Linked DNA regions of Homo sapiens: region 2 is linked to region 1. A link is an interaction called in ENCODE POLR2A ChIA-PET data of the cell type or tissue named here. Cell type or tissue: HepG2. All regions are shown on one strand. Links, peaks and the distances in the headings refer to the core of each region. The heading gives the core; the rest is flanking DNA. Region 1 overlaps BTBD7 (BTB domain containing 7). Region 2 has its middle 13 kb from the start of MOAP1.

Evidence for each region. Peaks named below come from ENCODE experiments on the same cell type or tissue, not always from the same donor. Only the 100,000 strongest peaks of a DNase experiment are listed, where the experiment ranks them.
Region 2: POLR2A ChIA-PET joins it to region 1 with 6 read pairs; 1 of 35 experiments calls an interaction of 5 or more read pairs at or near these places.

Annotation. Positions count from the first base shown.
Region 1 is chr14:93,278,620-93,283,011 of GRCh38, forward strand. All of the region lies in intron 3 of BTBD7 (BTB domain containing 7), which reads right to left. Among named protein-coding and RNA genes, the nearest start is that of BTBD7, 52 kb to the right of the region's middle. In HepG2, for the core only: no CTCF peak of the experiment used is centred there; a DNase peak (open chromatin) is centred at 2,302.
Region 2 is chr14:93,169,570-93,173,892 of GRCh38, forward strand. No RefSeq gene overlaps it. Among named protein-coding and RNA genes, the nearest start is that of MOAP1, 13 kb to the right of the region's middle. In HepG2, for the core only: no CTCF peak of the experiment used is centred there; a DNase peak (open chromatin) is centred at 1,983.

The DNA of each region.
Region 1 (4,392 bases), core at 146-4,145:
TAATGCAATGGTATTTGTTCATCTAAACACATCTAAACATTAAAAAAGTAGAGTGGAAGTACGTATTTTATAACCTTATAGGACCACCATTGTACATGTGGTCTGCTGTTGACTGAAACATCATTATGTGGTACATGACTATTTATCCATATAGAAGCCTATCTTTCAAGTTTCTGTCCCTTTTAATAGTCTTGGCCACGCATAGTGGCTCAGGCATGTAATCCCAGCACTTAGGTGAATTTTTGGTACCCCATTTGGCTGTAAATGGAGGAAAAACCTACCACAGAGGACAACGTGAGTAAAGTGCTTGACACAGTGCCTGAAAAAGAACAGGTGCCCCACAAATTCTCCTGAACAAATGAATACACAGAGCATAAAACTTTTAAAAAGAATTAGTAATTTTGATATAAAATTTACAGATTTCATCTACTTACAGCAGAATGTATGTACTTTTAAGACCCTCACTATTTCTAGAACATTTCTTACGGTCTTCACATGCTACATCCAAAGAGAGCTTTTAGAAAATACAAATGTAATCAGGCCACAAGATTTATGATAGTGAGGATAAAGCCAATTGTCTCAGTTTAGTATACTGAATTCTTTATCTTATAGCCGTGTTTGCCTCTGTTGCCTCATTTCTTGCCATACCTCTCTTTGCAACCCCAGCATCTCCAGCCAAAAAGGCCTAGCTGTCATTTATCTCTAGGCCAGTTCCTGCTGCCTGATATGCTCGCTTTTACCTCCAATCTTTGCTTAACTCCTACTCCAGGTCTCATTGTCTGGGAAGTTTCTGATATGTCCTCCTGCCCTCCCCTTCCATATTGGGGTCTGGGGCTTCTCGTCCTCCTAGGTACTCCCCCAGCACCCAGTGTTCTATTAGGGCACTCACACTCTAACTGCCTATTGGTACTTAACACTGGACTATCCTTTTCTTCTTTTTTTCGTTGAGACAGAGTCTCGCTCTGTTGCCCAGGCTGGAGTGCAGTGGCGTGATCCCAGCTCACTGCAACCTCCGACTCCCGGGTTCAAGCGATTCTCCTGCCTCAGCCTCCCGAGCAGCTGGGATTACAGGTGCCCATGACCACGTCCAGCTAATTTTTGTATTTTTAGTAGAGACAAGGTTTCACCATGTTGGCCAGACTGATGGACTATCATTTTCATTACTTTAATCTCAGGTTCTGGCACACAGTAAGAGCTCAATAAGTGTTTGTTAAATGAGTATAGGAATCATGGTGCTAATTCTATACCAAGGGGCTTATTTGAGTTGATAGGCTATATCTTTTTTAGCTCCAATAATGTCCCATTGTTACCTTTATTTGCTTGAAAACTAGGACAGCAGCTGTTCTCTCAGGTTTATAGACCTAATGTGATGATCAGATCTATAATACTGTATCCATCTACTTTTATTTAATCTACTGCCTCTAAAAATTTGACATCAAAATGTAGTTTAGAAGTGGTGTTCACACCACAGAAAACTTTAGCTTCTTACTATTTTACTGTTCATACTTATAAACAAAAAACTATCAATCTAGGGTTTAAGATGAGGCACAAAAATAACAACTAATCATGCAGTTTAGCTTAGAAAAACTTCTGACTGCTCATAATTAGATACAAGCTCAGATGTCAAAAGATTTAGAAAAACAAGGTAATGCCCATGTACTTTCCAGAGAAAATTTACTGAATCGGTTTCAAAATTCAGCACTGTTCTTTAATGTAAACAATGTAAACGTCAATTAGAAAGGAACACTGACAACGAAAACCTAATATAAAAACCAAACAAACCACTTCAGAAAAGGCTATTATGGTTGAAGATGAATATCGCTAGAAACAAAGACATTTAAGTGTGCAAATATATTTTCAGTTTTTTGGCACTACTTTCAGATGTATGTATATTTCACCCTTAAATTTCATGACATGTATAACATTTATCAGAAGTTTTATAAACATAAACATGCCAATACCTAAGTATGAGATACATAAAAATGTTTTAGTGCAAAGAATCGTAACAGAGCTCAAAGTCTTTTAATATATCAAGTAATCCCCTTGTGGAGACATATTTAGTAAGGCCAGCCCATGTTAATTTACAATAGAGACCAAATATATGAAAAAATGGTTGAAGCCAGGCAATTTCTGGACAGTTTATATTCACCGAGTGTTTTAGCAGTCCCATCATATATATACTCTGAACTAAGATTCGGTCCTTTGAAGGTATTATTTATAAAAAGGCACCTTTTTTTTTTTTTTTGAAACAGATCTTACTCTGTCATCCAGGCTGAATCACAACTCACTGTAGCCTTGACCTCGGTGGACTCAAGCAATCCTCCCATCTCAGCCTTCTGAGTGGCTGGGACTATAGGCACCCACCACCACGCCCAGCTAATTTTTGTTTTGTTCTGTTTTTGAGACAGGGTCTTACTCTGTCAGCCAGGCTGGAGTGCAGTGGCACAACCTTGGCTCACTGCAATCTGCGCTTCTTGGGCTCTTGATCCTCCCACTTCAGCCTCCCAAAGAGCTGGGACCACAGGTGTGCACCACTATGCCTGGCTCTTTTTTTTTTTTTTTTGTAGAGATGGAGTTTCACCATGTTATCCATGCTGATCTCAAACTCCTGGACTCAAGCGATCTGCCTGCCTTGGCCTCCCAAAATGCTAGGATTACAGGCATGAGCCGCTGTGCCCTAATTTTTGTATTTTTTTTTGTAGAGGCAGAGTTTCACCGTGTTGCCTAGGCAGGTCTCAAACTCCTGGACTCAAGCCATCCACCCGCCTCAGCCTCCCAAACTGCTGGGATTACAGGCATGAGCCGCCTCACCTAGCCCAAAAGGTACTTTTTGTTGACAGTAGTTATCACAGAGGAGTGAGACTTTATAGTTCTTAAACACTTTTAGTATTATCTGTGTTATCTGACCACCCAACCTATTACTTGTATTTTTAGACAGTAACTTAAAAAACATCAGTTATTCAAAAGTAAACTCTATATATACTGACATAAACATTTTCCCAAGGTTTATTAAGTATGAAAAAAAGTTATATAGTGTGATGTTATTTATAACAGAATAAGATAGCACGTTAAATACACACACAGATATGCACATATAAAGATTTGTAAGGAAAACCATCAAACTGGCCACAGTATATCACTAATAAGGATTTGGGAAAAGCATTGGTAGTAGACAAAAATACACTTTCTGATATGTTTCTGTATCATTTCTTTTCTCCCCCAGCAATGAGCATGAATTGTTTTTGAAATGAATTAATTCAGAGGTAAAGTTTTACCAGAGAGTTATTATAGGAGATGGTTTATTTATGAATATTATCAATCGTATTATCTAAAGTCTGCTGAAGTGCAAAGTATACATGAAGCTTGATCACTGAGTGTAGAGTAGGTGCTCAATACATTCTTGTTTTGAAGTTCATCTTTTGATCTGTTGAAATAGCCTTGGAGAGGTAGCAACTTAGGATTTGTTACCTCATTTCTATTACAGGAAGCATGACAGCAGTTACCACATAGGTTACTATAAAGATTAAGTGAGGTATTCCATAAAAAGATCTTAGTGCAGTGTTTTCACAGTAACAGCTAAGTAATATCATTATCAATCTATCTTAATTCTTGGAATAGTTTCTTTTCCACTTCTACAACTAAAAGTAAACAGAATTCTTACATCTTGTGATAGTCTTCCTCTGGATGTTTTAGGAGATAAGAGCAATGCTTTTTTCTTTTTTTTTTTTTTTGAGACAGTTTCGCTCTGTTGCCCAGGCTGGAGTGCAGTGGTGCGATTTCTCAGCTCACTACAACTTCTGCCTCCTGGGTTCAAGCGATTCTCCTGCCTCAGACTCCTGAGTAGCTGGGATTACAGGCATCCGCCACCACACCTGGCTAATTTTTGTATTTTTAGTAGAGATGGGGTTTCACAATGTTGGGCAGGCTGGTCTTGAACTCCTGACTGCGTGATCTGCCTGCCTTGGCCTCCCAAAGGGTTGGAATTACAGGCACGAGCCACCGCACCCGGCCTATGCTTGGTTTTAAGACAGAAACTTCAACTGTATCTCAACTCTGAGTTTGAAAAGCCAGGATATTTGTACAATGCAGAGGTTCTTCCTTCCTTCTGTCATTTTCCCTCTTTAGTCAGTAATGCCTCCTCCCCAGTCCTATCTTCCTTATACCAAATCACCTGTATCTTAGACTCCATTCATTTTGTATTCCTTGGTGATGGGAGGCATCACACCTGGCCTCAATTGATGTTAATTATTCTATTTTACTTTGAAAGTCATATATAAATGGTGGTATGTGCAAGGTGCAATGAAGAACACATATCTCAGTAATTCAAGACAAATGTGATGTCATAAGTTTACAAAGTCTGCTATTTTGCCTTCTCCCTCCATCTTTCGAATT
Region 2 (4,323 bases), core at 1-4,000, 110 kb before region 1:
CGCTGGCTTCAGGAGTGAAGCTGCGGACTTTCGCGGTGAGTGTTACAGCTCATAAAAGGAGTGTGGACCCAAAAAGTGGGCAGTGGCAAGATTTATTTCAAAGAACAAAGCTTCCACAGTGGGGAAGGAGACCCGAGCGGATTGCCACTGCTAGCTCCGGCAGCCTGCTTTTATTCTCTTATCTGGCCCCACCCACATCCTGCTGATTGGTAGAGCCGAGTGGCCTGTTTTGACAGGGCGCTGATTGGTGTATTTACAATCCCTGAGCTAGACATAAAGGTTCTCCAAGGCCCCACCAGAGCAGCTAGATACAGAGTGTTGATTCGTGCACTCACAAACCCTGAGCTAGACATAGGGTGCTGATTGGTGTGTTTACAAACCTTGAGTTAGATACAGAGTGCCCATTGGAGTATTTACAATCCCTGAGCTAGGCATAAAGATTCTCCACATCCCCACCAGACTCAGGAGCCCAGCTGGCTTCACCCAGCGGAACTGGCACCAGGGCTGCAGGTGGAGCTGCCTGCCAGTCCCTCGCTGCCGTGCGCTCGCACTCCTCAGCCCTTGGGTGGTCGATGGGACTGGGCGCCGTGGAGCAGGGGGTGGCACTCGTCGGGGAGGCTGGGGCTGCACAGGAGTCCATGGAGGGGGTGGGAGGCTCAGGCATGGCGGGCTGCAGGTCCCGAGCCCTGCCCGGCGGGGAGGCAGCTAATGCCCCGTGAGAAATCGAGCACAGTGCCGGTGGGCTGGCACTGCTGGGGGACCCAGTACACCCTCCGCAGCCGCTGGCCTGGGTGCTAAGTCCCTCATTGCCCAGGGCCTGCCAAGCCCACGCCCACCCGGAACTCCAGCTGGCCCACAAGCACCGCAGGCAGCCCAGGTTCCGGCTCGGGCCTCTCCCTCCACACCTCCCTGCAAGCGGAGGGAGTGGGCTTCGGCCTTGGCCAGCCCAGAAAGGGGCTCCCACAGTGCAGCAGTGGGCTGAAGGGCTCCTCAAGTGCCGCCAAAGTGGGAGTCCAGGCAGAGGAGGCGCCGAGAGCGAGCGAGGGCTGTGAGGACTGCCAGCATGCTGTCACATCTCAATGTCTGTAATCCCAGCACTTTGGGAGGCTGAGACAGGTGGATCACTTGAGGTCAGGAGTTCGAGACCAGCCTGGCCAACTTGGTGAAACCCCATCTTTACTAAAAATACAAAAATTAGCCAGAAGTGGTGGCTCTCGCCTATAATCCCAGCTACTCGGGAGGCTGAGGCAGGAGAATCACTTGAGCCCAGGAGGCGGAGGTTGCAGTGAGCTGAGACTGCACCACTGCATTACAGCCTGGGCAACAGAGTGAGACTCCGTCTCAAAAAAAAAAAAAAAGAAAAGAAAAGAAAGAGAAAGAAAGAAGAGAGAGAAAGAGAGAAAGAAAGAAAGAAAAAGGGTCTTTGCAGATTTTTTTTCCCCATAAGATCAACAAGAATTAATCGCAGATTTTTTTTTTTTTTTGACGGAGTCGCTCTGTTGCCCAGGCTGAAGTGCAGTGGCGTGATCTCGGCTCACTACAAGCTCCGCCTCCCGGGTTCACGCCATTCTCCTGCCTCAGCCTCCCGAGTAGCTGGGACTACAGGCGTCCGCCACCGCACCCGGCTAATTTTTTGTATTTTTAGTAGAGACGGGGTTTCACCTTGTTAGCCAGGATGGTCTCGATCTCCTGACCTCATGATCCACCCGCCTCGGCCTCCCAAAGTGCTGGGATTACAGGCGTGAGCCACCGCGCCCGGCCAATTTTTTGTATTTTCAGTAGAGACGGGGTTTCACCGTGCTAGCCAGGATGGTCTCGATCTGCTAACCTTGTGATCCGCCCATCTCGGCCTCCCAAAATCCTGGGATTACAGGCATGAGCCACCGTACCTGGCCAACCACAGATATTTTTAAGTGAAGGATTTTTTTATTTTTATTTTTTGCTTTGTCACCCAGGCTGAAGTGCAAGTGGCATGATCACAGCTCACTGCAGCCTTGACCTCCCAGACTCAAGCTCACAATTTATCTCTTGTGGTTTCTTTTATTTCATTTATTCAAGAATCTGTAAACATTACACAAATAGGAAGTATTCATTGGAGAAAAGCCAAAACTTCATTTTAAAAAAGGTTAAAATTGCTCATAATTCTGCTACCCACAGATAACTGCTGTTAACATTTTGGCATATGCCTCTCCAAGACTTTTTTTGTTAACAAATAATTTATATGTATTTGCCAATATAAAAATGAGATTGTTCCATAAATACTGTTGTACTCTGCTTTTTTCTTTTTTTCTTTTCTTTTTTTCTTTCTTTCTTTCTTTTTTTTTTTTTTTTTTGAGATGGAGTTTCGCTTTTGTCGCCCAGGCTGGAATGCAATGGCACAACCTCGGCTCACTGCAACCTCTGCCTCCCAGATTCAAGCGATTCTCCTGCCTCAGCCTTGAGCTGGGATTACAGGTGCCTGCCACCACGCCCAGCTAATTTTTGTATTTTTAGTAGAGACGGGTTTCACCGTGTTAGCCAGGCTGGTCTCAAACTCCTGACCTCAGGTGATCCACCCACCTCAGTCTTCCAAAGTGCTGGGATTACAGGTGTGAGACACTGCACCTGGCCTTTTTTCACTACATGGTAGGTTGTGAACCTATTTGTATGCAAAAAAAAAAAAAATCCTTCTATTAGGTTGAAACATGAAATTACCCAAATTCAAATAGTTTTGACCTACGAAAACAGCAACTGCAATACTTACAACTCAATGCAAGTTTTTTGTTTTTTAATATAGATAGGATCTTGCTATATTGACCAGGCTGGAGTGCAGTGCCTTGATCGCAGTAACCTTGACCTCCTAGGCTAAAGTGATCCTTCTGTCTCAGCTTCCCAAATAGCAGGGACCACAGGTGCACACCACCACGCCTGGCTAATTTTTTTTTTCATGGAGACAGGGGTCTCACTATGTTGCCCAGGCTAGTCTCCAACTCTTGGGCTCAAGCAATCCTTCCACTCCAGCTTCCCAAACTGCTGGATTACAGGTATAAGCCACCATGCCCAGCCCTCAGTACAAAATTTGTAATGGCTACTGAGTTTATAGTCCTTTGGACATTGCATAATTTACTTAATCTATCAGTTATGATTGGACATTTATATGGTTTCTGATTTTTTCACAATTATAAAAAATATTGCAATGAAAAACATTTTAGCCCATTCTTTGTAGACATCCTTATTTAGTTTCTTGGGATACATTTCTATAGAATATGTTAGATGAAAGGAATGCACACTTTAATAGCTTTTGTTGCTGGGTGTGGTGGCTCACACTTGTAAGCCTGAGGGAGGCTGAGGCAGGAGGATTGCTTTGAGCCCAGGAGTTCCAGACAAGCCTGGGCAACATGGCAAGACTCCATCGCTATAGAAATAAAAATAAAATAAAATGGCCTAGTGTGATGGCATGCACCTGTAGTCCCAGCTACTCAGGCACCTGAGGTGGGAGGATCGCTTGAGCCTGGGAGGTCAATGTTGCAGTGAGCTGTGATCGTGCCACTGTACACCAGCCTGTGCAAAAGAGTGAGACAAAAGTAAAAAAATAAAAGCTTTTGTTAAATATTTAGGGTACAGTTGCTTAGAAACCAGAAGCTGGTTGGTACAAGGTAAGTCTTCTCCCCACTCCGAAAGAGGTGTGAGAGTGTCAGAGGCCAAGCAGGTTATTGCTTCTTCTTTTTTTTTTTTTTTGAGACAGAGTCCCCTCTCTTACCCAGGCTGGAGTGCAGTGGCGCAATCTTGGCTCACTGCAACCTCTGCCTCCTGGGTTCAAGTGATTCTCCTGCCTCAGCCTCCCAAGTAGCTGGGATTACAGGCATGCGCCACCACCCCTGACTAGTTTTTGTATTTTTAGTAGAGACGGGGTTTCACCATATTGGCCAAGCTGGTCTCGAACTCCTGACCTCAGGTGATCCGCCTGCCTTGGCATCCCAAAGTGCTGGGATTACAGGTGTGAGCCACCGCACCCGGCTTATTGCTTATTCTTAAAGTACACTCAGAAGGGAGGGAAGTGAGATCAGGAGGGAATCGGGGAAGCCGAGAAGCAGCTGGACATTTACAGCTTGGAATAGGGAAGATTTAGGAGACACTTATGCTTGTACGCTAAAAAAGTGAACATATGCTGGCTGTTCACTAGTGAACCTCAAATGGCCTCTAGCACCCTTTAGAATGGACACAGGGCAATTCTGTGCTTACTACTCGGATACATGAAGGAATGGATGGAGGATTTTTTTCTCTTTTAATCTAGTTCTAATAGAGGAATTTTGTCATTTGTAGGTAAAATATAAAGTTAGAAGT